2 separate regions of the Homo sapiens genome follow, and region 1 is linked to region 2. Evidence: chromatin loops called from intact Hi-C (ENCODE). Cell type or tissue: OCI-LY7. All regions are shown on one strand. Region 1 has its middle 29 kb from the start of LRIF1. Region 2 holds the start of LOC124904292 (a long non-coding RNA gene).

Region 1 (2,500 bases), 470 kb after region 2:
TTGGTTACATGAGTAAGTTTTTTAGTGGTGATTTGTGAGATTCTCCACATTGTTTCCCATAGTGGCTATACCAGTTTACATTCCCACCAGCAGGGTACAGGTGTTCCCTGATCACTGCGTCCACACCAACATCTACTGCTTTTTTGATATTTTGATTATGGTCATTCTTGCAGGAATAAGGTGGTATCACACTGTGGTTTTGATTTGCATTTCCCTGATCATTAGTGATGTTGAGCATTTTTTCAAATGTTTGTTGGCCATTTGTATATCTTCTTTTGAGAACTCTCTATTCATGTCCTTAGCCAACTTTTTGATGGGATTGTTTGTTTCTTTCTTACTGATTTGTTTGAGTTCGTTGTAGATTCTGGATATTAGTCCTTGGTCAGATGTATAGATTGTGAAGATTTTTCTCCCACTCTGTGGGTTGTCTATTTACTCTGCTGACTGTTCCTTTTGCCGTGCAAACACTCTTTAGTTTAATTAGGTCCTAGCTATTTATCTTTGTTTTTATTGCATTTGCTTTGGCTTCTTGGTCATGAAATCCTTGCCTAAGCCAATGTCGAGAAGGGTTTTTCCAGTGTTATTGTCTAGAATTTTTATAGTTTCAGGTCTTAGGTTTAAGTCCTTAATCCATCTTGAGTTGATTTTTGTATAAGGTGAGAGACGAGGATCCAGTTTCATTCTCCTACATGTGGCTTTGTTGAAGATCAGTTGGTTGTAAATATTCGGGTTTATTTCTGGGTTCTCTATTCTGTTCCATTGGTCTATGTGCATATTTTTATACCAGTACCATGCTGTTTTGGTAACTATGGCCTTATAATATAGTTTGAAATCAGGTAGTGTGATGTTCCCAGAGTTTTCATTTTGCTTAGTCTTGCTTTGGCTATGCAGGCTCCTTTTTGGTTCCATATGAATTTTAGAATTGTTTTTTCTAACTCTGTGAAGAATGATGGTGGTATTTTGATGGGGATTGCATTGAATTTGTAAATTGCTTTTGGCAGTATGGTCATTTTCACAATATTGATTTTATCCATCCATGAGCATGGGATGTGTTTTCATTTGTTTGTGTCGTCTATGTAAGAACAGCTGTTTGATAAAGATTTTTCTAATAGTGACATCTAGTGGCATCTGTTTGTCATGAAATGATTTTACTGGCAATACCCTCTAGTATAAAAGAGGTAGCTCCTTTAAACTTGGATGGTTTGCCCAGAATGACAGTAACGTGGGCTGCTGTATCTAATAAAGCTAGAAAATGTTATCTACTTGTAGAATTCCAATGAACCACCAGAGTCATACAGAGGAAATTGTCACCGGGTGGTGGGACAAGGCACAGGGATTGCCTGAATCCCTATTTGAGAGGCCATGGTGATTACCAGTTTCAGGGGTCTGAGAATTAGCCAGAGGCATAATTAGTTGGATTTGGAGGCGTGGTCTCAAGAGATCCCAGATCTGTGGGCAAGTGATGAGGACTTTTTAACGTAATCTTCTTTAGTTGTTGCAATTTGGGTGTGGCCTGGCTAGTAATTCTTCATGAGGCACACAGGGGCCTCTAAATTGCCAATAAACAGGATGAGCTGGATCACCCAGAGGTAATGGGGTAATCTGAGAGTTGGAAAAGAAAGGGAGGGCTGAATAGTCCACTCTAGGGGTTCCCATGCACTAGGAGGCAAGCTTTGTTAGGTCAGAATTGTGAGTCGGGATGGACAGAACCCTCACATTGTGCCAGCAGACCAATTTCATTCATGGCCCTTAGGATGGTATAGGACCTGTGAACAAGGTTAAGCAACATGACCCTGCAGTTGGATGGGGGCACCTGCAAGAACAGCTCTCAGGAGTCTATGTCAACAGGGGCTTTTTCAAAATTAGCAATGTGTTTAGTCTTCCTTCTCTGAATATTTGAAGAAATAATAGACCCATTAAACCATACCAATTTCATGGAGGAGCATGCAGGCCTCCTCAATAGTTTTCCACTAGACATCCTTAGCAGCAATGACCACATGGAAGAGTGAGCCAGACTCTAAGCCTTGAAATCAGTCAGTAAGGAAAGGGCTCTGGAATTCTTAGTGGTGGTAGAAGTTTTGGGTTCCTTATTTGAGGTTTCCATAACCTCCTCAAAAGTATTGGTCTCTTTATCAAGCCTGCCCTTGTGTTTTGGATGCCCTTTACCCTCTTTGGGTACCTCTGGCTCCAAAATATATAAAATCTAAGCTTGAAAGCAAAAGGATCTTTAAGTGAATTATGCATCTCAGGATCTTAAGTAATGTTGATGAGCAGCCTCATCTCTGGGGTGATGACAAAAGCTTCATGCCTGTGTTAAACACTCTCAGTAACTAATTGGCTCCTTTCTTTTTTATCTTTTGGAAAAAAACTGAGAATAATTTGAATTCCTAGACTCGTGATTTTAGGTGTTTCAGCTTTTAGTTCTTTATGATCTCTCATGCTTTTTCTGGTTCTTTTTATTGTATCTATTTAAGGTGTACAACTCTCACCTTTTCTGTTT
Region 2 (2,500 bases):
AAATGATCATGACGTTCAAGAGTCTTCCATAACGTCCGATTCTACATGTAATCTCTGTGCTTGCCTGGCACAGTGCTGAGACAGTGCACCTGGCTGAAACAGATCTCTTTTCCTTGCTGAACATACTTGTACTTTCCTCCCTCCAGGCCACCATGTGGGCAGGTCCTGCCACCTGCATACTTCACTTCTAACCTCACCTGAAGGTGAAGCTTTCTCTAAGGACTCCAGGTGAAGGCACTCTTGCCCTTCTGAGCACCCCCTGGAAGTTGTCTACATTTCCTTCTCGGCATTTTATTTGATTCATGTTTTATCTCCTAGAACTTTGTCATCTTTGGGTCCCTCAGCATCTGGCATGTGGGAACAGGCTGGCCCCCTCACTGTCCCGGAGACCCCTATGCTTTCCCATCTTCTGACCTCTGCTCATTGCCCTTCCCTAACAGCCAGACAGGCTTGGGTTTGAATCCCATCTTTTTACCCACTAGGTATGTGACCTTAGGCACATCACCACCTCTGTGAACTCTGCTTTCTTCCCCTCTAACTGGGTCTAATCATACCTTTCTTTTGGATTCTTGGGGGAAAGAATGAGATAGTGTATAGAACTTTGCCTGGCATGCAGTAGGCATCCCATAGATGGGAGCTGATCTTTTTTGGGAAGCTTTCCCTGCCCACGTGACACAGACCTCAGCCATCCCAACTGCCCCTCCTGAGCCCTGTAGCTCTTCATGTTGGCAGCCAGACTGAGGATGAGGCTTTATGGTTCAGGTAACCTCTTCTCTGACTGGACCAGGCACTTCCTGCAGGCAGGGCATGGGGAGGGGCTCAGCCCTGTGCTTCTCCCAGAACAGACCTGCAGACATCTGTGGCTAATGTCAGGGCTGTGGACCTGGCTTTTCAAGGTCACAGAGCTATACCAAGCAGGCAGTATCCAGAACCCATTCCATGGCCTTTCCCCATGGGTCAACTTTGGTTGCCTAGCAACTCCAACACCTCCTACACATTCAGGTGAGGCAGCAGCTGTTCCTTAGTCAGAGAATGGTTGAAATAAGTAATCATGCAAAGACAACAGTGTGTACTGCATCTCAGGGCCCCAAGGCCCCGGTGACAGGGAGCTCAGATGTCGCAGGGCTGGAAGCAGGTAGGAGGATGAGGGGGTGGGCAGGTGGGCCTGGCTCTCCGGTCCTTGAGCAAATGAGTGAAGGACTGAAGGAAGGTGGGGGTGAAACGCAAACCGTGACACCTCTTGTGACTGGACAGAAGAGGGCGCTGCTGTCCTGCTGGAAGCAATCCCTGGGCCATTCCGAGGACCCTTTACTTACCTCTTTGATGCCGCTTTTCTTTCACTTTAGGGTCGGCCAGGCCTCAGGTCTTGCAGATTCTCCCCAGTGAGTGGCTCTCAAACCTCACCCTTTCTGGTCTCTGCCCCTCTTAGAGCCAAGCCCCATCTCTTCGGCTCATGCTGAACCACGGCCCGGCCGGAAGAGTGTGGATTCTGTACCTCTCTGTCTCACGTGGTCGGGATTATGTTGCCTCACTCTCCAAGAACCTCAGTTTCCCCAACCAGGGAATGGTAAGATGGGGTCTTAGGCAAGACTCGCTGGCTCTGCTGCTCACTGTAGCCCCTCTGGTCCCTCGAGTGCCCAGCTCCTCCAGCCTTTCTGAGTGGAAAGCAGAGGTGGCGATGTCAGCCTTAGGGCCATGGAAAGGGTAGAGCTGGAAACTGAGAGCAGCGTCCGTCAGGAGACCTGAATTCAGTGGGGAGGTCAGCAGGCTGGGTGTGGGGGCTGCCCCTCATCCAGCCTGAGGCAGGCTCTCCATCCTGGTCAGGAGCACAGGCTCTGGGGGCAGACAGGAGGGCCAGCTCCCAATCCTGGCTTGGCCACTTAGTGTCTGCGTGACAGAGAACAAGTTACTTATGCTCCCTTCACTTAGGGTTCTTCGTCTTTACAGTAGCCTTGCTAGCACCTCCCTGGAAAGGGTGTGGTGGGAAAGTGATGTCACATAGAAAGCACGCAGCGTGCAGTAGGCACTCAGCAAATGCTGGCAGCTGCTATCAGTTGGGCCCGGTCAGGGACCATGGGGGTGGGGATGGCCATTCCTCCTTTTCCTGTCCTGCCAACGGTAAAATGGGTGAGTTTCACCCTTACTAGTATGGCAGCCAGGCCCTTTCAGAGGCTGTCCATGCTGATGCTGAGCCTGCTGGGACAGGCATGGTCAGTAAGGGGAAGGCCTCGGGGACCGATGTGCCTGGGCCATCAGAGGCTGGGTAGAACTTGTACGGCCCGTGCTCTAAGCCCCTCTGTCTGTGGTGAAGCTGCTTCCTCCTGTCCTGCTGTGAGGGGTGAGGTGGTCACTCGGTTACCTACACTCCTGCTGACCACACAGTTCCACACAGGATGTGAGCCTCACGATGCGCCCTAAGGAAGGTGGCGATTATTACCCCCATTTAGCAAATAAGACAACTGAGGTCCAGAAAGCTGTGTGATTGGCTCACAGTCCTTCA

The links. Hi-C counts contacts between places; a loop is a spot of excess contacts. Peaks named below come from ENCODE experiments on the same cell type or tissue, not always from the same donor. Only the 100,000 strongest peaks of a DNase experiment are listed, where the experiment ranks them.
Region 1: it touches region 2 in a loop (4-fold over the local background); 7 of 110 quality-filtered maps call a loop at or near these places.

The regions. Positions count from the first base shown.
Region 1 is chr1:110,991,417-110,993,916 of GRCh38, forward strand. No RefSeq gene overlaps it. Among named protein-coding and RNA genes, the nearest start is that of LRIF1, 29 kb to the left of the region's middle. In OCI-LY7, a CTCF peak has its summit at 1,112 (motif pointing left); a DNase peak (open chromatin) is centred at 1,125.
Region 2 is chr1:110,523,393-110,525,892 of GRCh38, forward strand. LOC124904292 (a long non-coding RNA gene) reads left to right here and starts at 2,061. Exons shown (of 2, transcript XR_007066353.1): 1 at 2,061-2,127. In OCI-LY7, CTCF peaks have their summits at 1,273 (motif pointing right) and 1,485; a DNase peak (open chromatin) is centred at 1,259.